Linked DNA regions of Homo sapiens: regions 2, 3, 4 and 5 are each linked to region 1. A link is a loop called in an ENCODE intact Hi-C map of the cell type or tissue named here. Cell type or tissue: mammary epithelial cell. All regions are shown on one strand.

The links. Peaks named below come from ENCODE experiments on the same cell type or tissue, not always from the same donor. Only the 100,000 strongest peaks of a DNase experiment are listed, where the experiment ranks them.
Region 2: it touches region 1 in a loop (9-fold over the local background); 2 of 110 quality-filtered maps call a loop at or near these places.
Region 3: a loop joins it to region 1, with 19 times the contacts of the local background. A loop is called at or near these places in 3 of 110 quality-filtered maps.
Region 4: it touches region 1 in a loop (9-fold over the local background); 18 of 110 quality-filtered maps call a loop at or near these places.
Region 5: it touches region 1 in a loop (19-fold over the local background); 2 of 110 quality-filtered maps call a loop at or near these places.

The regions. Positions count from the first base shown.
Region 1 is chr13:26,696,464-26,701,463 of GRCh38, forward strand. LOC107984597 (a long non-coding RNA gene) reads right to left here and starts at 2,355. Exons shown (of 3, transcript XR_001749798.2): 1 at 1,773-2,355. In mammary epithelial cell, a CTCF peak has its summit at 2,413 (motif pointing left); a DNase peak (open chromatin) is centred at 2,388.
Region 2 is chr13:26,626,716-26,631,715 of GRCh38, forward strand. All of the region lies in intron 2 of WASF3 (WASP family member 3), which reads left to right. Among named protein-coding and RNA genes, the nearest start is that of WASF3, 72 kb to the left of the region's middle. In mammary epithelial cell, CTCF peaks have their summits at 2,196 (motif pointing left) and 2,730 (motif pointing left); no DNase peak of the experiment used is centred here.
Region 3 is chr13:26,374,342-26,379,341 of GRCh38, forward strand. The region is part of intron 4 of CDK8 (cyclin dependent kinase 8); the gene reads left to right. Among named protein-coding and RNA genes, the nearest start is that of CDK8, 120 kb to the left of the region's middle. RefSeq lists an enhancer at 4,571-5,000. In mammary epithelial cell, a CTCF peak has its summit at 2,881 (motif pointing right); no DNase peak of the experiment used is centred here.
Region 4 is chr13:25,572,699-25,577,698 of GRCh38, forward strand. ATP8A2 (ATPase phospholipid transporting 8A2) reads left to right here. Exons shown (of 37, transcript NM_016529.6): 19 at 2,110-2,159; 20 at 4,371-4,440. Among named protein-coding and RNA genes, the nearest start is that of ATP8A2, 200 kb to the left of the region's middle. RefSeq lists an enhancer at 1,843-1,892. In mammary epithelial cell, a CTCF peak has its summit at 1,942 (motif pointing right); a DNase peak (open chromatin) is centred at 1,943.
Region 5 is chr13:26,130,565-26,135,564 of GRCh38, forward strand. It overlaps the pseudogene ATP8A2P3 and a transcript of RNF6 not described here. Among named protein-coding and RNA genes, the nearest start is that of LINC00415, 74 kb to the left of the region's middle. In mammary epithelial cell, a CTCF peak has its summit at 2,408; no DNase peak of the experiment used is centred here.

The DNA.
Region 1 (5,000 bases):
GTGGGCCCTACAGGGTAAGCAGGTCTGAGCCTCAGACTGGTGCATCTCTGCTGGAGCGTGGTGACATCCTCCATCGCATTTCCCGCTTAGATGAAGAAGCAGAAGCTTTGGGCTGAGCAATCTTTTTTTTTTTTTTTGAGACAGGGTCTCATTTGTTGCTCAGGCTGGAGTGCAGTGGTACGATCATAGCTCACTGCAGTCTCGAGCTCCAGCGATCCTCCTGCCTCAAATCTCCGGAGTAGCTGGGACTACAGGTGCACACCACCACACCTGGCTATTTTTTGTAGAGATGGGGTCTTGCTATGTTGTATTCCATGCCCAGCCCTTCTGATGCCAGACCTGAATCCCTGGCTCTGAGCTCCTCCCCAAGGGCCCTTTGCAGGAGGAAGCTGGTCAGCTCGCAGCCATTCAGCTGCTCTGCCTGGAAGCCATGGCCCTGATTGCCACTTGGAGGGTGATGGCTGGAGGCCCAAAAGGACACCCAAAAGCAGATGAGCTTGATAGGAGGAACAAGGAACAATGTGGCCTCTTTCAATGTGAGGCTGCAGGGCTAGCCTCAGAGTGTGGCCTGCCCCCAGATTTGGCCTAGAAGCCAATGGTTAAACTCCCAGAGCTGTAGGTTGCTCCCAGTCCTGACTCCCACCCTCCCCAGCTCCACCCTGGGTCTAGGTTGAAGTAAATGTCTGGGATGGAGTAGGGGACGTCTGCCTGGCTCACTTCATTTTTAAGTTTACCCGTGATGGAATCATCCTGACATCAGAGCTGCGCTGTTGAACTGTCCTGCCTTTTTCCCTGCAAATGTTGAAGGAGGGTGTTTAGGGAGGCAGGAAGCAGGGCTGGCCCCATGGGTGAGGGGTGAGGCGTGAGGGTTCGGGGTTCCTCAAGAGCAGCCCTGCGCTGCACAGGCCTCCTCCAGGAGCATGCACGGGGCACTGGCTCTACACCAGGAGCATGCACGGGGTACTGGCTCTACACCAGGAGCGTGCACGGGGCACTGGTTCTACACCGGGCAGAGGAGTAGGGACAGAGGAGTGGCTGTTTTGGAGAGCGGCTGCTGGAAGGGAGCTGGGGAGTGTCGGGGAACAGGCAGCTGTGTGACCAGGCTAGCTTCGGAGTGGCCTGGGAGCTGAGGATATGGAGGTCAGCCTGCACACCATGTGTACAGAGAGCGGAGTGGGGTTGCCAATGTGGGTGTGGGCTGGGAAATCTTGCTTGACACCCCCCAAACCCTGGGATGCCACACCCCAGCCCCAAGGGCTCCCTGAGCAGGAAGGAGGCAGGCGAGGCTCAGGGTTGTGGCTCAGAGCCCTCCTCAGGAGTGAGCTGCATGAAGGTGGAGTGGGGTGGCGGTGTCCTCTGTGACCACTCTGGAGGAGATGCGGGGGACGCAGCGTCACCGTGTCCCTGGCCTCTACCTGTGTTCCTGCTTCTCCCAGGGCTGGAGTGCAGGCCTAGGTATTTGAACATTTAAAACTAAAACCATTTGGAAATCTGTCTTTGAAAGTGTTGGGGCTCAGAAAATTGTACCCCAAAATGAAAGTCTTGGAAGCAGCCTCAGAAGCAAAAGGTTTTCCCTGACCTCCTCCCGCCCTCCTGTCTCTTAGTCCCATTTTCCCCCAAGGCTACCCATAGAAACCAGAATCCCTCTTCCCCAAGATGGGTCATAGAAACCACACCCTCTTCTCTCCAAAGCCAGCCATAAAACCTGTTACTCTTTTTCTTTCTCAGACTCTCTGTGTAAAAACTGGTCATAAAGAAATGATCTGACCTACCTTGTTTGACTGCTGGTCATAAGACCCCCTCATTCCAGAAGGAAGGAATGTGTGCTCAGAGAGGCCAGGCAGAATCTAGCCGGACAGGCCTTGCTGGGTGTCCTCACTCGGTCTCAGCGTTAGATCACACCCTTCTTGTCTGATCATATTCTACCCGGCCGTCCATACTTTGTTGGACAGAAGCATAAAAGTGGACAAGTTCCCCTGTACGTTCGTTCTTTATGCTGAAGGCTCCTGTGTACATACGTTACATAAACGTGTATGCCTTTTCTCCAATTAATCTGCCTTTTGCCAGCTGATTTTTCAGCCTTGGCCCCCTCGAAGGAGTGGCGTCAGCCCCCGGGCTCCTGAAGAGGACAGGGCGCTTCTGAGCTCTGAGCCTGCGGTTCCTGGCGGGTGGATTTTACACAAATGTCAGAGGCCCCTGCGCTGTAAAAAGCAGGTGAAGTGTAAAGGACGATTCCTGCTTTCCCTTTAAAAGTCTATCAAGGGCGTCCACGTTTGGTTTAATGCCGAGACGGGGATGCAGGGAGGCGCTGGCCTCCGCCTCCTGGAAGCTAGTTAATATCGCTGCAGAGCCAGTAGCTCTTCCTTTCCGAGGGCGCCCTTCTGCGGGTCTGTGGGGAAACACCGCCCTCTGGTGGCCAGATGATGAAGTGCGTTCTCTGAAGACCAGGCTCACAAGTTCGGCTCCCTATTCACTTGCTCAATCCTTCATTCTTTCATTAAACAAATATGTGTTTTTCATGCACTGCTGTTGAGAGTGAACTGGTACGAGTTCTTTGGAGGGCAATTTAGCAACCCTGTATCAAAATTAAAACTGTACATACCCTTGACCGACCAATTTCGTTTCTAGAAACATATCTGAGGCAGGCTGGATTTTCCAAAAATGCTGATGACAGTATTTCTAGACCTATATTCTCTTCCAGAATCTTGCCACTCCCTATCAAGAGGTGTGCCCTGTTTCCTTCTCCTTGAACCTGGTGGGATTTTGGAAGTGCCTGATTTCCAAGGCTACACCCTAAAAGGTAACGAGGCTTCTGCTTGGCTCTCTTGCTCAGAATGCTACCTCTGGAACTCAGCCGCCATGTTGTGAGGAAGCCCAGGCCACATAGAGAGGCCACAGGTGAGGGTCTGCTCCCAGCTGGGGTCTTAGCCACTGCAGGGAGACAGACAGGGCCCAACCTTACTGAGCTCAGCTTGCCAAAATTACAGATTTCTGAGCAAAAATAAATATGGTCTCCATTTTAGATTACTTAGACTTAGGGTAATTCATTATACAGCTTTCATAACTGTAACAGATATACATTTCAGATTTATTTGCACATGAACAAAAAGATATATTCAATTCAGCACTGTTTGAAATAACAACAGATTAGAAAACATCTTACTGTTCTTGCAGCAGAATATTGATTAAATTATAGTCTATGCACATTGGAATACACTGCAGCTGTAAAAAGAATGAGGCCATTTTCATTGAGTTAAAATGATCTTCAAGATAGATTGTTAAAGTAAAAAAAAAGCAAGGAGCAGGAAAATGTGTATATAATACGCTATCTATTAGATTAAAAAAGGAAAAAACAATATATATCTTCATTTACACGTGCATACAATATTTCTAAAATGATCCACAGGACAGTGATAGCATTACCTCGGGGCAGAGCCCCTGAGTATCTTGGGGCAAAGTGGTAGGGAGATCTCTACTGCAGACCTTTTTAGTACTTTTCATCATGTGAGCGTTTACCTATCTAAAAAAAGTCCTAATTATTTTTAAATGTAAAAATCCTCTTTGATATGCTAGGCAGAGTGATGTTGAGATGAAAGACACAGCTGCTGCTCACTGTCATACAATTTGCCTTATTGCTCTACTATCAAGGCAAAACAGTAAAGCAATGGGGGGTTGTATTATTCAGGGTTTGACAGAGAAACAGAATCAGTAGGAGATGTGTATATATGTATTTATTTAAAAAAATGTGTAGTGTTTAATCTGAACAGCCAGTGGCTTAGTCAAGTTAACATATACATGAAGAGACTTATTATGAGGAATTGACTTACACTATTATGGAGGCTGAGAAGTTCCATGACCTGCCATCTGCAAGCTGGAGACTCAGGAGAGTGGGTAGTGCAATTCCAGTCTGTGTCCAAAGGCCTGGGAACCAAGGGGCCTCGAGGTGTAAATCCCAGTTGAAGGGCAGGAGAAGATGAGATGAGATCTGCCCACGCAGGCAGGCAGGAAGCAAAAGGGGCGGATTCTTTCTCCTTTTGTTCTACTCAGGCCCTCAAGGGATTGGCTGAGGCCCCCGTACATTAGGAAGAGAAGTCTGCTCTACTGAGCCCACAGATTCAAATGCTTGTCTCATCTGCAAACACCCAGAAACACTGTTTAATCTGGGCACCCAGTGGCCCAGTCAAGTTGACACATAGAATCCACCACCATGGGGTAGAGAGAAGTCACAGAATCAGACTGCTTGGGTTCAAATCCTGGCTCTGTTCTGTGACCTTGGCCAAGGTACTCAAATGACCAATTCTCTAGTTTTCTCATCTCTGCAGTGGGGGAGTAATAGTGCTTACCTCAAAGGGTTATTCAGATTTTGGTAATTGGCTGTTGAGCTATTCAGATTTTCTAATTCTTATGTCAATTAATCATTTCAAGTTTTTTTTTGAGACAGAGTTTCACTCCTGTTGCCCAGGCTGAAGTGCGGTGGTGTGATCTCAGCTGACTGCAACCGCCGCCTCCCGGGTTCAAGCGATTCTCCTGCCTCAGCCTCCTGAGTAGCTGGAATTACAGGTGCCTGCCACCATGCCCAGCTAATTTTTTGTGTTTTTAGTAGAGACGGGGTTTTCACCATGTCAGCAAGGTCTCGAACTCCTGACCTCAGGTGATCCACCTGCCTGGGCCTCCCAAAGTGCTGGGATTACAGGCGTGAGCCACTGCGCCCGGCCAGCGTTTCAAGTTTTTAAGAGAATGTGTCCATTTCCCCTTCTCTTTTTATTTTATTTTTATTTTTATATATATTTTTAAATTTGAATTGCTTCTCTCTTTTTCTTGATTAGTTTTACTACTGGCTTTTCTATATTCCAACTTTTTTCAAAGAAATGAATATTTGGTTTGATTCATCTTCTCTCTTTTTGTATTATTCTTTCTTTCATTCGTGTCAGCCCTTATCTCGGGTGTTTGCTTGCTTGGGGTTACTCTTCTTCTTTGTGAAGCCTGTTGACTCAGAGCTT
Region 2 (5,000 bases), 70 kb before region 1:
TGACCGTTATATCAAAGTAGACTTTGGAACAAAGATTATTATTAGGGGTAAATGGGACATTACATAATGATAATGGGATCATTTCCCCAAGAAGACTTAATAATCTTAAATATGTGGCTACATTCAACAACAGATCTTTAAAATACAGAAACAAAAACTGATAGAACTCAGGGGAGAAGTTGACAAATACACAATTATTGTTGACGTCTTCAACAACTCCTCTCTGAGGACAGTAGGAAGTAAAATTCGCTACCCAGTTTGCTGTAAACACATATAAATGCTGAATAGAGTATAACCAAGAAAGTAGAAAGTAGAAAGCACATTGATATGATTTTGAAATTCTTTAATCATTTGGCTTTAATTGGAAGAGTACCAATTGGAGAAGTTCAGTGCCAGTATTCAGGCATTTAATTGTACAACATGTAAAATTAGAGGAGAAATTTAGGTTTAGATTAATTGCATGAGAAATAAAATTAGAGGACAAATGTTAGTATCTTATTTTGGTAATATAAAATTAATTAAAATTATATTACTATCAACATCTTATACTATACTTTTTTTTTTATTTTCATGTGAGCCTCTCAACAACCTGTAAGGCAGGCAGGGAAGGTGTAACTAGTATTACTGCACAGGGACTCATGGAGTTATTTTGATAGGGTAATATATAAAATCAGAGGTGGGGTGTACATTTATTGCTGTGCATGCAACATTGTCTACCCCATTTCCTGTAACTAATATCCTCAATATCTATCTGGTTCTTTGTTTTGGTTTTTCACCTATACCTAGTCAAAGTTTATATGTGTCACTGTTTATTCATTCAGAATACATTTGAGGATACATTGGGGTGGGCTGGGGGGACGTGAAATGTGGTAGGTGTTGTAGTAATGAAGGGACAATTAAAACGAAGGCTAAGAATTCTTAAGAGAATCCTCGCAAATGGCAGTAGGAAGTAAAATTAGCTACCCAAGTTGCTATAAACACATACAAATGTTGGATAGAGTATAACCAAGTATGTGTGTATGCACTTATATATGTATATATTTATATTTAAAATAGATATACCTAATGCTAGATGACGAGTTAGTGGGTGCAGCACACCAGCATGGAACATGTATACATATGTAACTAACCTGCACAATGTGCACATGTACCCTAAAACTTAAAGTATAATAATAAAGAAAAAAAAACCCTAAAAATAAAATAAAATAAAATATATATGTATTTTAAAACATTGCCATGCTTGAACGAATCAGCAATCTTCCCTAGGTGTTAGGAGCTGAGAGAGTTGGAGGGAAGATGCTTAGAGCTAGAGGCCAGGGTTTAATGCTGCCCGTACATGGAAATGTGTTTCAGGCCAACCTGATGGAATGAGCTAGAACTGAGACCTCAGAATAAATGCTGGGATGTTCAAAGGGCTGTCAAATCCCGTAAAAGTTGGGTAGAAAACCTGCGCTCGCCAATCCTGAGAAATAGCTTGCCATCTGCCTGGGGCTCCAAATAGTAAGAAAACAAAACAAACAAATGTGTTAGGGAGAAATTAGAACCACAGTCTTGGCCAGGGGCACAGCAAAAGAAAACATAAAATTGTTCTACAAGGAAACTTTTCTAAAACAAGGTGCAGAGAACAACCCCCTACCCCCACCATGAGAAAGAGTTTGCAGTAAGAGGTTAGACACACTAGCAAGTGTCAGCAGGTGCTGCACATGTGTGAGGGCACATGCACACAGAGAATTAGCACAGCAAGTATGAATTAAGGTAGGTAATTAAGCTACCTGGCTCCTCCCAGGAGGAGATGCCAAGGTAGGATTACAAGTTCAAGGATCCTGAATGGATCACCTGGGTTCCTTCCTGCCTCCTTTGCATGAACACAGTCTTACCTCTTCCTGCTGGCTGGAGTCAGTTTCCTCTGCCAGTACGGAGATTCCTCTTTTCATTTTCTATTCCATGGTAACATGAGTCCAAAGTACCGTGGTGGCATCCAGAACTTGCAGTTCAGTGGGATCTTTGCCTTGTTCCTGCTAAGTGTGTGCCCCATTTCAGACCCCCAGCCCTGCAGTGTCCACTGGTGCAGAATGGGAAGCACAAAGTTCCCCTGGGCTGTTGGTGGTGATCATTAAGTAGGGCTTTTCTTGCCTCCAGCCCTAGGCGCCTAAGCCCACATGTCCTCCTCCTTGGGATCCCACTGCCATCTAGAGGCCTCTGATGTATAAGTGTACTGTGTTGTGGAGTATGACCATCCTTTCAGAGTGTCTGGCAAGCTTGTGCTTCAGTGTGCCTTGAAAAGGCTGGCCCAGCGTTCATTGGGATGGACCCGCGTTGGGTGGTTTGATATGTGATGTGACCATTGGATCCTGTCGATGGGCCCACGCTCGACGTCCTTCACTGTAAAGTGGGTCCCCTCGTCAGATGCGATGATGTGTGGGGTCCATCAGGCTGATAATTCTGGGTGGACTTATCGATGATGCAGGCTGGCGGATTTTGCCTGCTTTGTGTTCAGTGTCTCTTTGGTGGGAAACTTTCCAGTGGAGGTTAACAAGTGATACAGAAATCTTCACCCTGTGCCCACTCCCGAATTTCTACCCACATGGCCTTTATCCAGATCTCCTTGTTCCTCATCTTCCAGTTCTTTTTATTTCAGTACCTTGACCATACAACCAGGCTGTTGGCCACTGCCCACACATCTGCACGCATTTCAGATCAAGCTACGCGGTGTCATGAACTGGTGTCCTGCCCACAGCTCCACCTGCTGGGAAGATTTTCCTTTCCACTGTCTCTGAGGGCCATCCTGAGTACTGCTGCAGCACACACAGTCCATTTTTGACTAACACCATGTGCTGAGCTGATCCGTCTGAAAAACCAAGCTCAGGCTTTCCTTCCTCCTTCCCCTGGATGTATGAGTCTGCTGCCTGTGTAACCTAGGCACACAGGGGAGGGGCACTACAGCTCTTGGGGGTGACTTGGAGGTCTGGGCTTCCTGCTCATGGGACTCACTTGTATCCTGTGGTTCTACTGTGGTTCAATCTTGAATGTCCCATTTCTATTTTATGGTCAACTGCTGCTAGTTTGAATTAATAACTTGACTGACAGAACTTAGCTCATTCTGGGGAGCTTTGCATGCCTGGACCCCTGGTTCTCTGTGATCTCTACCAGGTCTTGGTAATATAGTACATTTAATACTCTGATGTGATGGCAGGTCCTAGGGCCTTGCCTTTGATTCTCCTGCTGGAGCTTGCCACAAACTCCATATTGTCCTGTTTTCCTTATTTTTTAAATTTTTCTTTTATTTTTATTTATTTATTTTTTGAGTCTCAGGGCATTTATTTTGTAAGGAACATGTTTGAAAAGGGGCATTTTAATTATCCTGTAAATGTTTTTACCTCAGCAATAATGTTTACATAGCTAGTAATCATGGCTCTCAGGCATGATGAGTTTTACTGTTGTTAAGTTTTGTTTTGTTTTTATACTTAAAGTTCTAGGGTACATGTGCACAACATGCAGGTTTGTTACATAGGTATACATGTGCCATGTTGGTTTGCTGCACTCACTAACTCGTCATTTACATTAGGTATTTCTCCTAATGCTGTCCTTCCCCCAGCCCCCCAACCCCCAACAGGCCCTGGTGTGTGATGTTCCCTGCCCTGTGTCCAAGTGTTCTCATTGTTCAATTCCCACCTATGAGTGAGAACATGCAGTGTTTGGTTTTCTGTCCTTGTGATAGTTTGCTGAGAAGGATGGTTTCTGGCTTCATCCATATTCCTGCAAAGGACATGAACTCATCCTTTTTTGTGGCTGCACAGTATTCCATGGTTTATATATGTCACATTTTCTTAATCCAGTCTATCATTGATGGACATTTGGGTTGGTTCCAAGTCTTTGCTATTGTGAATAGTGCCGCAGTAAACATACGTGTACATGTGTCTTTATAGTAGCATGATTTACAATCCTTTGGGTATATACCCAGTAATGGGATCGCTGGGTCAAATGCTATTTCTAGTTCTAGATCCTTGAGGAATCACCACACTGTCTTCCATAATGGTTGAACTAATTTACACTCCCACCAACAGTGTAAAAGCATTGCTATTTCTCCACATCCTCTCCAGCATATGTTGTTTCCTGACTTTTTAATGATTGCCATTCTAACTGGTGTGAGATGGTATCTCATTGTGGTTTTGATTTGCATTTCTCTGATGGCCAGTGATGATGAGCATTTTTTCATGTGTCTGTTGGCTGCATAAATGTCTTCTTTTGAGAAGTGTCTGTTCATATCCTTTGCCTACTTTTTGATGGGTTGTTTTTTTCTTGTAAATTTGTTTGGTTCATTGTAGATTCTGGATATTAGCCCTTTGTCAGATGAGTAGATTGCAAAAATTTTCTCCCATTCTGTAGGTTGCCTCTTCACTCTGATGGTAGTTTCTTTTGCCATGCAGAAGCTCTTTAGTTTAATTAGATCCCATTTGTTTATTCTGGCTTTTGTTTCCATTGCTTTTGATATTACTGCACAGGGACTCATGGAGTCCTGAAGTCCTTGCCCATGCCTATGTCCTGAATGGTATTGCCTAGGTTTTCTTCTAGAGTTTTTATGGTTTTAGGTCTAACATTTAAATCTTTAATCTGTCTTGAGTTAATTTTTGTATAAGGTATAAGGAAGGGATCCAGTTTTAGCTTTCTACATATGGCTAGCCAGTTTTCCCAGCACCATTTATTAAATAGGGAATCCTTTCTCCATTTCTTGTTTTTGTCAGGTTTGTCAAAGATCAGATGGTTGTAGATGTGTGGTGTTATTTCTGAGGCCTCTGTTCGGTTCCATTGGTCTATATCTCTGTTTTGGTACCAGTACCATGCTGTTTTGGTTACTGTAGGCTTGTAGTATAGTTTGAAGTCAGGTAGCGTGATGCCTCCAGCTTTGTTCTTTTTGCTTAGGATTGTCTTGGCAATGTGGGCTCTTTTTTCGTTCCATATGAACTTTAAAGTAGTTTTTTCCAATTCTGTGAAGAAAGTCA
Region 3 (5,000 bases), 320 kb before region 1:
TTATTACTTGTATATTAAACTATTGTCTAGCCCATGTGGATCACAGTATATTAAATGTATATAAGAAAATTAGCATATTTAGTCCAGCTACAGCAGGTGGTAAATTCCTATTTAAGAACTGACAAATATCACTAAAGATATGATAAATAGGCTGAATATAAAAGCTCTATAAAAACACTCTTATAGTATATGAAATGTAAATACAAGATTTAATAGCAAGAGAAAAGCAATATATTAGGAAAATGGCAAAAATAATTTAATATACCTTTACTATCTAGAATATAATCAACATGAATATATTAGCTTAATAAAAGTCTTGTCAATAAAACAAAACTACAGAGTAAGTCATATGATTACCAATGAAAGGTATGCAAATTAAAATATGTTACATTATATATCAAGCTAATAAAATTATATGATGTAGATATGAGATATACATTGCTTTTGGTTTTACAGATTGATTTTATTATACTTGATGGTGTTATTTCTAGAAATGATAATGTTGAATTCGCAAAATCTGTTAATACGTATCAAGAAACCTTAAAAATGTTTATATTCTTTACCCAGCAATTTTAGGAATTTTTGATAGATGCATGCAGAAATGTTTTCAAGGCATTTTTTTTAAATTTAAGGACCTAGGAACAACCTTAATGTTTAATAGGAAATGAGCTATATAAATTATGGTAAATTCATATCAGAAAAGTAATTTTGTAAAGATTCTATCAGAAGAGTAATTTCCAGATTAAAAATTTTAATGATATAATACTAAATGAGAAGGATGCAAACAATATATTTAGTTTGATGCCTTTTAAATTTTATAAGGAGAAAAAAACCAAAAAGATTACTCCAGAACGTTTAAAGTGATCATTGTTAGTTCAGAGATCATAGATGATTTTGTTTTCATTGTGCTTTTCTTCATTTTATGAATTTTATCCATTGAGCGTGTATTACCTTTGAAGCTTAGAAAACAAAACACGAAAATCTCTTGAAAACCCAAGGTGTACTGTGTTTTGGAGTTGATGAAGAGGAGGATGTTGCCCAGCTTCACTGCCTGCTCACTGTCCAGGCTTGCCAAAAGATAGCCTATCACTCTTAAGATACAGACACCCTTTTATATTGCAAATGGAAATGCAAAATGATTCAACACCTGGAGAAGTAAATTTGATGATACATAACAAATCTACCTATGCATATATCTTTCCACACAGTAAATTCTGCTTTTAGCAGTTTGTCCTAAAAATATACCACAACAGTGTAAACATATATGCACAAAGTTCATTGCAGCATTGTTTCTTAATTACAAGATATTGGAAACCACTTAAGCAGGCAAGCATATGACACTGAGTAAACTATGACATAAAATATGCACACAATGGAGCATCTATGGCTGTAGAACAGAATGAAGATGTCTGTAAACTGATAAAATATGATTTATAGGAGATACTATTACATTTAAAAAGTTTTTAAAAGTCCAGTTTTAGAACAATAAATCTGTTAGCATGATTTGATCTGATAATTCTACTTTTGAGATTTTATCCCAAGGAAATTATATGGTGCATGTATCAGGGCTTTGGGGGATGGGCGAGGAGCATAATTTTACACTGGCAATGGGAACATCGTTAGGGTTACTGCCAAAAAAGTAGGGGGTGGGAGTGGCATAACCAAGTGTCTGTTAATAGAAGAATACAGTATAGTTAGTAAAAGTAATACACAAACATCTAGATTTGTCAAGGAAGTAATACTTGGGAAGATAGTAGACAAAGCAAAGTTAGTTTTGTTATACCACCAAATCTATAAATTAACATCGTTTAGAATAATAATTGGAATTAGAGTGATTTTCAGATTTCAATGTAAGCTAGGTTCGCTTTTTTAATACATCAAGTTAAATTAATAATAATGAAAGAAAGGAACTATTTTGAAAGCTAAAAGTTTTCGATACTGTCTCTGTGCCTTGATACTTCTCCTTTAAGATGCATTTGGTCTCCTTGATGTTATTCAGCCTTCTAGTCTTCAGCTTAGTTATCTCTTCTTTCTTACTTGACTCATTAGAATTTGTTTAAACTGTTATAAAATTTTACAGCTTTTCAAAAATGCAATTAATCAGATTTGAAAAAAATCCATTTCCATCTATTAAAAAATATATACACATGTTAATATGTGTACACATTCTTTATTAGAAGTAAGTTGTATCTGTGCCCAGCAATTGAAAAGTGTGTTTTCTCTTGCCATGCAGTTTTTGTACTGTACATCCATGTTGCATTTTTAAGGAAGTAATATTGCCTGTGCTAGGCTCTGCTACAGGAAGTAAATGATCTTTGTGTCAGTGAAAATAGAAGGTTCTATCCCATATTGATCTCTTAGCACTTAAACTAGTGTGCTATGCCTCAGTTGCCTAAAATAGGCAGCTTAAGAATTTTGTAATTTAAAAACTCAAAACCCCATAGTATCTGCAGAAAAAAAAGAAAAAACCCTTGGGTTTTAAGGATACTAATTTAAAGCTAATCTGAACAATGTTTATTATTTTAAATATGTTTGATGATAGACCATTGACGAAAGACCATTTTAGTTTAACTTGGTATTAATAGAAATAGACGAAAGCAAAAGGTAGGGTTAGTAGAATGGATTAGAGAAAAATAAGAGGGAATTATAAAAAGAAAATGTCATCTTTTATTAGCACTATTACTCTTGTGAAGTTAGTCCTTGTTTTATAAAATATTTTGATTTGCATTGAAGATGACAGTCAAATAACTTTCATTCCCCCTGAAAGGGGACTTCTTAAGTAAGTCAGAAACTAGTTAATATCCCTATGATTTTTGAGTACTGCCAGTGTGTGGCACATTCTGAGTGCTCCCTTTATCCCCCAACAGGGGGTGCAGCCCCAGCTCTGTGGCTTTTGCATGCAGGATCTCAGTGAGTCCTGAAGGCACTCTGTTCCTCAGATGCCAGGCAGCCACATCTGTGAAGCTCTCCCATTCCTGAATTTATCTCACCCATTTAGCCTAGACTATGACCTCTTAGAGGGCAGGAACTGTTTGTTTGTGTCTCTGTTGATCCTCAGTGCCTCTTAATTCAGTGAACATAAGAATGAATGTATAGTACTTGAACTGTTTACTATAGAGAATGAAGTTAGGTGTTTATAAGTAACATACATGTTGTTTTTATCAGGAAACAGAATTGGTTAAGAATTCTATGCTTTTTTTTCAAATTTAAACAGAGGAAGGCAAGAAACAACTTTACTAGAAGTGGGTAATTTCTCCTTGAGCTTAAGGTGTTCAGCAGTACTAGTGGAGTAAACTTCAGTATTAGAGGTAAAAAATTCATACCCCTGAAAAAAAGAGGAAAAACTGTATTATAAAGATTTCATCACTGGATTTCCAGGTTTATCTCTATCACTTAACTCTTTAGAAGATTACAGTAAAACAGTTTGTAAAACTTACTGAGTATGTGTCTATTTAAGACTTTGCTGCCTGCTTTTGAATCTCATAGGACTTTTGAAATGTGAGATATGTGTCAGTCCCTTCAGTGTGTATTATACAAAATAATCATAGAGTAACTAGAAAGTTTACCACCAGGCTGTGTTATTTACACATTTGTGGAAGTTTAATTCTGGACAAATGACAGAGAAAAGCACTGACAATATAGTTTCTTATGGATCATTGTCTTCTTTTAATAGAGAGATCCATCAAGAATCAACTTTTCCTGTTGACTCAAAATCTCCAATTTGCCTTGATACATTAGTAAATATCTGAAGACTTCATTTCACCCCTGGAATAAAGTTATTGCCGTTAACTTGGCAGATGTGCCACCATTCTCCACTTCCTATGTCGGATAGCTCTGATAAATGCTGCATTTTCTTCATCAACCCAGTTCTTGTCTTTTTCAAGATAGAGCTTTTTGAATTCTTTATTTTTCCATCAGAGTTGGCTCCTAAAACGAAACCAATTTGCTATCCTTGGTGTATGCCAAAATCATTGGTGCACTCTCCTCCAGCATGACATGCTGGAGAACAGAAAGCTTCTGCCAGAATGGTTGTCTCTGCAATACAAACATCTGCTTTAGGAAATATCAATGAGTTTTTTGGGAGTGCAGCAGCAAAAAGAAGAAGAAAAGCCTGGGAGAAATAAAACAACAATTAGATAAGGGAACCCATTGCTTCAAACAGTAGTATCTCATAGATTTATATCATTTTTCAGATGGCAATCAAGGATGATCTATCATTATTTCTGTGCATGGCTTTGCTATACTTGAAGATGTTGCCATGATATTATAATTTAAGTCATGTAGGATTTCTGATCTCCATGGCAACAAATACAGTTTAATGGAGTATATGCCTCATCAGAATGTCACCAGCAAAGTTCTATATGTTCTTTTAAGGTGATTATGTTTGATAGCATATAAAAGATCAGAGATTATTTACCAAAGTTACCTCTAATCACTTCATGTAAAGTTTTGGTGCTAGAGCTTAAAAACTGCTACCAAATTCTGCTACTGATAGACGAGGAAGAAAAGGAAAGAAGTATATATCAAGAAATTAGTTTTTTGGGCGAGTAGAATATTGTTTCAACATTGCATTAAGTACTAAAACAAAAATTATTCATCAAGTCTTTTGAAGTCTTCCTTAATACTGATTAAACAACAAAACAGAACCCATGACAAGAGTAGTCATCATTAGGGCCTTTCCTGTGTTTTTCTCTTAAGATTCCCATTAGATTACATTCAGAAAAGAAGAAATTTAGAGTTTGATTTGTCTACTAAATCATACTGTCTTTCCCTGGGGCATATGTAGTGTTAATGGAAAGTAACATGAGGAGGGACCCATCATTTCTAAATAGTGCTATTACAACAGCACTTAAGACCATTGTCTTTTGTTTCTGGCTGTAGCATGCCCAAACGGAATCTGAATTCACTAAAGAGAGAGTGTTGGGATAAAAGTGAGATGCTGGTAAGGTGGAATCTGCTTCAGATGGTGCAGTAGGCAGTGAGTTACCTAGCAAAGTAAT
Region 4 (5,000 bases), 1.1 Mb before region 1:
TAAGGGTCTGGGGCTAGTCCCTGCCATCCCTTGCCTTTCCCTACTCCTCCATTTGGGGAAGACGCAGGGATTATAGTTTTTGGCTTTATGGATGCATCCTTAAATCCATAGACCTTTAATGCATTTGAAATTCACTTCCAAATGGTATAATAACTTCGTATGGTTCCTGACTTGGGAGTACTGTAGTAAGTTTTTTCTTTTAGTTATATGCAAAACCTATAAAATATCTTATCTTATACAAAGTACCCATTTATTGGCATCTTCAGTTTCTTATGGAGTACAGAGATGAGATCATGTGATCATGTTTACTTTTACTATGCTTATTTTAGTCAACAAAGGGAATTTAGCTTAAGGAAATGTACCATCATTAAAAGTGGAATGAAGTACTGATTGAATATAGAATTTCCCGTACAGAAGCTTTTTTAAAAATGAGGTCTTTTTCCCCCCTTCAGTTGGAGGAGAATTTTAATCTGAACTATAGGATTTTCAGTTGTGTGGGTGCCACCGCATGTCTCTGCATTGCAAAAATGGAGGTTGGGGGTTGGGGAGCTTGGATCATAGGTGAGAGAGACAGAAGAGAACAGGCGCTTCCACTTCACTCACAATGCCAAATAAATGTGGAACCTAGAGAGCCTATTGGTGTTGTCCTCCTGGTGTTATAATGCTGCATTGACACCTCTTTGTTACCTCATTAAAGTTTTAAGGTCATATTTCTGGGGGTCACAAAAGACTGCCTGATTAGTTAGGACTCGTAGATAACAGTAATAAAAAGAATCCTACTCAACCATTCATCAAACCACCAATTCTCAAATTATAGGTTTTGCATATAAGTAAAAGAAAAAACTTACTGCAGTACTACCAAGTCAGGAACAAATTCTCAAATTCCTACATATTTACATGAAATGTCCTCGCCAATAGTCAGAACAGCCACATCCATGGGCTGCATGTGGACGTGGTTGATATAACTGTGAGAGAGGGGGTGGCTCCTGGGAGTGGCAGCCCTGGTGCTGGGTGGTGGTAGTAGCACTGGGTGTCTTCTGAATGGGGATATGATGGAAAGTTAGGACAGGCTGTGGAGAAAGGGAACTCGGAACTCGTGGATCCAGAGAAGTGAATAAAGATTGATGAAGGCTGGATGAAGTGGATCATTAGTTGTTTTGTAGGATGCAAAGAGAAGGAGTGGAGAGTTGTGGGTGTGAATGAAGATAATGATTCCGTCATATACTTGGTAATTTGAATGTGTTACTTCATTGATTACTTCTCTGAGCCCTAAGAGATGAGTGCTTTTGCCATGCATAAGAAAGTCACACACTTAGAGGCAGAAACTGGATTCAAACTCACATGTATTGGGTGCCAAAGGCCATGTTCTTTCCACTGTGAAGTGTTGGGGAAATGAAAAGATTAGATTAAAAATCTGAAAATAGCATGCGCACCATCTGGAATTTTTAGATGGAAAAAATTGTGAATATTGACATTCTAACTTGAAAGAACCCAAAGAAAAAGAGCGTTTGATTGATTGCTCTGAGACCAGGTACAGATTCACCATCTCTTATCTGCAAATTCGAAACCCAAATGCCTTTGAATTCCAAAAGATTTTTCCTAAATTTGGTGAAGAGTTATTTGGCAGCAAAACCTAATCAGAACTGACATGAAGCTGTTTATGATCTTTATGAATCTCATTTCCTGATATGCATACATTTTGCTGTAGAAAGCGGATGTGTTGTGTACCAGCATGTTACCCCAGACCCTGCTGGGGACATTATGATAGATGGTCTAGAATATGTCTATATAATTTGTAAAATCCTGAATTCAGAAGCATAACTGGGCCAAAGGTTTCTGACGGACCTGTGCAGCTGGTGTCCTCTATCTCCATCTCTTGGAAGTGCCTGCACTCCCCAACTGTTAGCACTGAAGAAACGTGAGAAGCTTCCACCAGAAGAGGGAGCTCTGACCCCACCAGACTTGTGAGAAAACAGTACATGTTGCAAAGGGCTAGAAGGTGGGAAGAGAGAGAGAGAGCATATATATGTCTGTTTATGCTTGGGAGACAATTGCTTTGAGATTTTAATACTTTGCACCTCGGTTAAGAGCCTATTTTTCTTCCTTTAGATGGGACAGGAACAAACATTCGGAATCCTTAATGTCCTGGAATTTTCTAGGTATGTTTCTCTTTCATACGTTTGAAATAAAATAATTATATTTATTTACCAGCTTCATCAGAGTGTTTACATGATTGTATGGTATGATTCAATATATTACTTAAGTATTAAATATAATAAATGTATCTCCATAAACTCTTTTCTTCTTGGAATTTGTGACTTTCATTAAAGAAAGTGAAGTAGGTTATTTTTCTTTGTTTTATTCAAGAGAAATGCTCTACTTCCATGTCCTCCTTTTTCTTTAGATTTCCAGAGCCTGATGTTCTTGCATCAGCAGCTGCAGACATGTCTGAATAGTTTGGAGCATGTGATGGGGGCATTATTTTCATTGGCGTTTCCCAAGTCCCATGAGGTCATTCCTCTTGCTCCATTTGAGCACTCCTCTGGAGATCTGAGAAACTGACAAATGATGACAGATGAGATCAGTTCATCCCATTAGAGGCTGGGTCCACGTAGGGAAGTTTTCCTGGACTTATTCGGAAGCATTCTTCCCCAGTACAATTTTAAAAAGTTAGACCCAGGAATATTTGTTGGACTTTTTTGTTCACATAGAACATTCATAGTTGGTTATAAGGAAACATATCTTAATTTTTTGTTTCTTTGCCTCTTTTTAACATGGAATTGTCAGTACTAAAGCAAAGTTCTGTTGCTATCTCAAAGGCATCTTTTCCTATTATTAAAATTAGGTGGATTTTTGAATAACCTTTGTTAAACAGTGTTATAAAGCTCTGTCTGCTTTATAAACTATTTTTAATAAGGATTAGTTTTTTATCTTTGTGTAGGAAATACTTTCCAGCCCTAGTCTTTAGTTTTAGGTTTGCAGGCATCGACTTGGAACCATGGGGAGGGGAGGAGGGATGGCTGATTACGGTGGTGGCTCATGTAGGAAGTGGTGACAGTGTCCCTGCGTGTGGAGGTGAGCGACGTGCTAGGCATCTCTCCAAACTGTGTGCTTCATCTTTTATTGGAAACTGTGCAGTGCCCTGTGATTACATTAACTGGGACCAGCAGTTATTGGACAGGCAAGGAGGAGGAGAAAAGGGAGTTAGATAAAAACAGGTGAATATTGGTAGAGACACAAGGATGTATTAAAATGTATATATGGGAGAATAAGAAAGAACAGAAAGATAATTTGTGGTTACAGTGGTGAGTCTATTTCTTTTTCATGGACTCATCTCTTTCCCAGTGCCACTTAATCTTGATAATACTCCCGCGAAGTACTTGCTTTACACATTGAGAAACTGAAACACGGGTTTCAAGAACTGCTAGGAGTGCCCACCTCTAAGATAGTTGAGAGAGAATGCAAATCCAGGTCAGCTAGAGCACTATAGGTTAGGATGTGGGAATTTACCCAGAGCTGAAGAGAGACTCTCCCCGACTCTTAGAGACTTATAGTCCATTGGGAACCACCACACTGAAAGGCCACAGAGATGGGTGGTCTAGGGCCCTCTGTAGTTGGAGTGTGCTTCAGGAGGATGAAATGTTGGCAAAGGAGGATCAGAATGTGTAGAAGAGGAGAATGGTGAGTCCCGTGTGTGCTCGAAGCCTGGTGGTGGTTCATGGGAGGGTTGGTGGGAGATGAGGTGAGGCTGCACAGGTGGACGGAGAGCAGTAAGAAGAATTCATAGGCGGTGGAGACTCACTGAGGGCTCGGTGAGTGAGGATGGGCCATGAGGAAAGACGTGTGAGGAAGTGTAGATGCTGCGGTGAGGGGAGAGAGAGTTCCTTGGTGCTAAATTGGGAGTGTTCTGCGGGTTTGTGATTTCTTTCTACTCCAATTAAAAGATGACACAGGGAGGAGCTTCTGAGTTAAGTGGATCTATACTGAGTCTCCCACTTTCCTACCTACTGGGCAAGTTACTTGATAGCTTAGAGGTGGAAAATAAAGAATATTTTTAGAGAGTAGAGTCAGAAGTCAATCAGATGTGGACTGTCAGTGCTGGAATTCTCCTTTTCTGTTTTTCCTACTGCAAATAGCGGTCCTAGTCTATTTTCATGGCAGGGAAAGAAATAGGCTTATGTTCATTAGATGTAAATAAAAAGAGTAGGAGATACACAGTTAGGTCCTACTTTGAAGAAAAAGGCAGGGAAAGATAGACCTTGTTCATTTTTAGGAACCCCAGACCCCCTTTTGTTTTGATTGGTGTTCAGCTGTGGGATATGCATCCTGTAAACAGACCAATGATGACTTTTTTTTTTTCACTCTCCCAGTGACAGAAAAAGAATGTCTGTAATTGTTCGAACTCCTTCAGGACGACTTCGGCTTTACTGTAAAGGGGCTGTAAGTACCGGAGAAGCGTTGTGCGTAGCGGAGTTCTTGGCAGCTTTGTTAATCTGCCGCTTTTCCTAACTGCTTTCCTCATCATTCCCTGATTGTTTGTCCAGAGTTGAAAGACTGTTTCAGGTAGGCTGTGAAGTTGACTTAGTAGTAAAAGCCCACTGAAGATAATGGTGGTTCAGGGCAGTGTGGCAAAGATGGTCAGTGAAAAGCTTACTGAAATCGTTGGTTTCAGAAACAGTGACTCCACGTGTCATGCAAAATCCTTGAATGGGAATTCTTATTCCAGTTTTACCAGCATTGTGTTTTGACTTTGGGAAGACAAAGTAATTTGTGTTGACCTATGATAATCTTGAGTATTCTGATATATATTGGTTCTCTAGCACCTCTTCTTCTCAATTGTTATGTTTTTTTCTCATACATTATAGAGAGACGTGTTTTAGGTACAAAGGCAATGTCCATGTGTAGCTGCATTATTACTGCCCCTTTTAGTCAGTTTCCTAGGTCAGGCTTTTTGTCCTGTATACCTTCTAGTAACCAAATCTAAATGGTTTATCTCAAAG
Region 5 (5,000 bases), 570 kb before region 1:
GCGTGAGCTGCCACGCCCGGCCAAAGTTGGGTAGAACTCCTAATGTCATTTTGGCAAAAAAAAAAAAAAAAAAAAAATTCTTAACCATAACTAGGGGCCATATATAGAGTAAAATCAATCAATGCAGATGTAATGTAAAACAAGCATTATTCATATGAAAACTTTTTTGATAAATGAAAGCAAAGAAACACACATTGTTTACAAAAAATCATTCATTTCGGACTATGTAAAATATACTCAACTTATGTAAACAAGGAAAACCTAAGTTAAAACAAAATTTCCCCCAGCCCCTGAAGACACAGGATAATTGTGCTTTAGGCAATAAATGTCTGGTAAGAAATAATTTTAAAAGTCAGAAGAAATATCTAAAACCAGAGATGAGATACGAACCTCTCTGAAAATTTCAGGGTAATAAACACAAATTAGCCTTCTAAATTTAAGAGATATATACTAAACTCCCTCACTTCATCAAAGCAGAAGGAAAAGTCGAGTAGCAGTACTATTTATCATCACAGATAATTTTAACTGCATGAGTTTCATTTCAAATCCAGTCTAAACAGCTACACCAATGATCCACTGAGTATTTCCAAGCTGTGTACCTCTAAACAAGACCTGATCAGGCCCAATTGGAACAGGGCTAAAAATGCAAAAATATCATTTATAAAGTACCAAAGAAATTTTCTCTTTTCACAATGTAAAAAAGCCCAGGTTTTACCTTACATATATTTCCTATTGTCAAGTTCAATTTTTTGAGCAAATGACAAAACAACAAATGTTTTTTCATAAAAAGCACCTATTCCTAAAAGAGTCTGGAAAAATGTTTTGTTTTAGTATCCATTTCTCACCATTCCAAACAAATGTCAATCAAAAATTTTAGAGAAAAAAACCATCTCTTACACCTAGGGTAACTATAAAATTTATTTGTCAGAGAAGATGACGTAGACAAATAGAAACCTGTGTGCCAATTTAGCAATCTATAGAAAGGATTACATGTGGTAATTCAGAGCTAGCTCAGTCGGCCATGTTTTCTTGGCCTCCACCCCTCCAGCACTGGATTGACTTGCTATGTAAAAGATGGGCTGGGAGTGGTGGCTCATGCCTGTAATCCTAGCACTTTAGGACATCGAGGAGGGCGGATCATCTGAGGTCAGGAGTTCGAGACCAGCCTGGCCAACATATGGTGAAACCCCGTCTCTACTAAAAATACAAAAATTAGCCGGGCGTGCTGGTGGAAGCCTGTAATCCCAGCTACTCGGGAAGGTGAGGCAGGAGAATTGGTTGAACCCAGGAGGTGGAGATTGCAGTGAGCCAAGATGGTGCCACTGCACTCCAGCCTGGGGGACAGAGAGAGACTCCATATAAAAAAAAAAAAAAAAAAAAAAAAAAGATCCTCCTAAGAAACTTGTAGTGGAAAATGTGGAAGTATGGAGCAAACTCCTCTATCATCATCAAACCTTTCAACACCTTGTTCTTCCCACTGATTTACTCCAAGGATCGTAGATATTTACAGGTAGGTATACTGACTAAGAAACTGCCATACACTTTCCAGCCATATTTAAGAATGCTTTTTTTTAATTACATAAATGCTTATTGCATTACAATAAATTACAATTCCATAGATGCTTCAGGGTATTTCAAAGCCAAGTACAATATGAACAAGTACAATGTTTTAAAATGTAATCAGTTGACAAAACAAATGTTGTCATATTCTATGTTCCATAAAAGAAAAAAAACTGTTTGTGAAGAGAAAGATAATACATTTTACCCCTTAGGCTCCAGGTTCCAGCGAAGCTATTGAAATGAAGATGAGGTGCTTCACAGTCTATTTTTCCAGATAGACTTAACAACTGGTTTTCTGGTAGCACTTCAGCTTGTATCTGGCAAAGCCTACAAAATAAAACCAAAGAGAGAAAAATAAAAGTAGAAGTTTAATGTACTATGTTTAAACTTCCATGTCTTTAGTAATTAATAAAAGATTATGATAGTATCTAAAAATGTATTGCACTCACTAGATAATAAAATAATGCACATCACACTTTAATATAAACCTTGTTAGAAGATGTTGCCATCCCAGCATTTTGCAAATAACTTTAATAAAAAGAAAAGAGGTAGAAACATTAAGTTTTCATCACCTGTACTGAAAGTATTGTTTTTGAAAGTGTAATCACCATGACCGTATAACATTTGATACATTTATGTATGTAGCTGATGATTTTGAACTATCGATCACACTTTGAGTAGCAAGGATTTAGAACAGTGGTTCCAAACTTTTTGCAGGCATCAGATTCACCAAAAGGTCTTGTTAAAATACAGATTCCTGGGATCCACCCACAGGGTTTTTTCTTTGGTGGTTCTGCGGTGGGGGGTGCCAGAATTTGCATTTCTAACAGTTCCCACAAGATGATGCTGTTGCTGAGCCAGAGATCAGACTTTGAAAACCACTGATCTAGAGAATGCCTTATTCCAATAAAATAAGATGATGTCAGCTTTACAGACAGAGAAGAGGCAGATTATCTTCAAGAGAATAAGAATAAAATTGTCCAAAGTCTTTTTCACAGAATACAAGATACAGGAAGACAGTGGATTTTTAAGTATTGAAATAAAAGACCTCTAGATTGATGGGTTTTTATGAAAATTTTTCTGTTATTCAAATTACCTTTCCCCTATAGGTAAAGTGTCATTTTTCTCTCACTGCTGTCAACATTTTCTGAAATTTATTTTCATAAGTTTGACTATTATATGTGCTGGTATGGATTTGTTTGGATTTATCTCTTTTGGTTGGCTCGGCTTGTTGAATCTACAGTTTGTGTTTTTTGGCAAATTGGGAAAGTTTTCAGCCAAATTTTTCTGGCCTATTCTCTCTCTTCTCCTTCCAGGACTCTGGTGACATGAAGGTTAGCTGTTTGGTTATGTTCCCAAAGGTCCTTGAAACCTGATCACGTTTGTCAGTCTGTTTCCTCTCTATTGTTCAAATTGGGTAATTTCTATTGTTTTGTCTTTCAGTCCACTGATTCTTTCTTCTGTCCCTTCCTGTTTGCTGTTAAGCCTATCCCTAGAGGTTTTTACATTTCAGTTTTGTATATTTAATTTCTAAAATTTCTAGCTGGATGTTTCTTGTACTTTCTATTTCTTTGCTGGGATTTTCTGTTTATTTTGCTGAGTTTTTATTTTTCCATTTGTTTCAGGCATGTTTGTAATTGCTCCCTGAAGAAATCATATGATGGATGCTTTAAAATCTCTCGGATAATTCTAAGATTTCTATTTTCTTGATGTTGACATCAATTGACTGTATTTTTTCATTCAGTTTAAGATCTTCCTGGTTTTTGATATATATGACGAAGATTTTCAATTGAAACCTAGATGTTTTGGTTATTAGGTTATGAGACTCTGGATATCATTTAAACTGTCTGTTTTATCTGGTTTCCTCTGACATACCTCCAACAGGGGAAAGGAGGTATTGCGTCATTACTGCAAGATGGGGGATAAAGTACCAGTTGCACACTTGACCTCTGTTGACAGCCAAGGAGGAGCTCCTTGTTACAGCTGGGAAAGGGTGAGAGTTCTGACCCTCCCGTAGACCTTTCCTGATACTTTCCTGGCATGAAGGAATTGGAATGCCTTCTGCCATCCACATCGTCTCCACTGACACTATGAAAAGAGGGAAGGACTTCATTACTGCCTGGCAGAAATGAAAGTCCTGGCTTCCTACCTGGCCTCCTCTGACACTACCCTTATAGGGGATTTGGGGTACTTCACTACTGTCTGGGAGTTGAGGCTCCCTACTCGGCCTTTGCCGGCATGGGTGAGCGTGAGGCCACATTTTTACTATGGTGTCAACATTTTGTCTTGTTAAGTTGCTCCTTTCCTGGTCTTTTGACTGGAGAGAACAGGCTTTGGTTGAGGTTTTTGTTTTTTGTTTTTTTTTGGTTTTTTGAGTTTTTTTGTCAGTGTCCATTGATCTTTCTGGGTTTCTGGCTTCTTCTGTCGAAGCCCCAGATGTATGAGATAAATGGAAAACTCAGGGAACTCACCACCATGTTGTTCTATGGGTTCCAAGAACACTAGCCCAGTCTGCTTTCTTCTCCCAAACTTTCAGAGTCTTCGTAGGTTTTTTCTTTATATAATGCCCAAAGTTGTTTGTTGTTCTTAGCAGGAAAAATGGGGAAAAGTATATCTACTCCATCTTCCCAGAAATCAAACTCTGTAATTGCACTTTAAAAAATCCGGAAGTTACCACCAAACTATTAAAATAATTACCATTGGGAATAAAGGTGAAATTTGGAAATGGAGAGGGTTAAATAGACTACATATGTTTCTGTATTATTTATATTATTTTTAAAAAGATGATGTATTACTTTAACAAGTTCTCATTTTTCCATTTTTAATTAAGTTAAAGTTAACAAAAAAAGATTGGTAAACAAACGTGAATAGACAAATGTAAAATCAGAGGCTTTTTTACTAAGAAAACTAATAAGGCAGGGGATGAATTATCTTAAAGAGCAATATGTTTTTCCCATTAACAAAAAGTTAATTGGAAAACCATCTCCTTGCATTTGTGATCATAAGTTTTTCTGAAATTCAAATGGTAGTTTTAAAAGCAGTGGTATATAAGATCTCTTACAGTTCATTTGCAACCACCCCTTGCAATCTAGCCATGACCTTGAGCCATGGCAGTAATTTTAACATCAGAGAACTAATAGCTTCAAAACAATATGTTTAAGGGTTCATTATCTTTATTATCTGAATTTTATAGCACATACTTTTTATAGCAATAATAGCAGTCACCTGGCTTCCCTTTATAATAATAATAATAATGTACCATTTTAATATCTGGTGAGGATAAATTACATCCACTCAATAGTGCTGAGATAATTTTTTTGTGAAAACACAGCTGGCATTTGACAAAACTTGACATTGTGGGCCCAGATGTAAAATTAGGATAAGAAACAGTGTCTTTATCTGCCATATCTTTAGATCTGTCTCTCTATCCAGATTAGCTG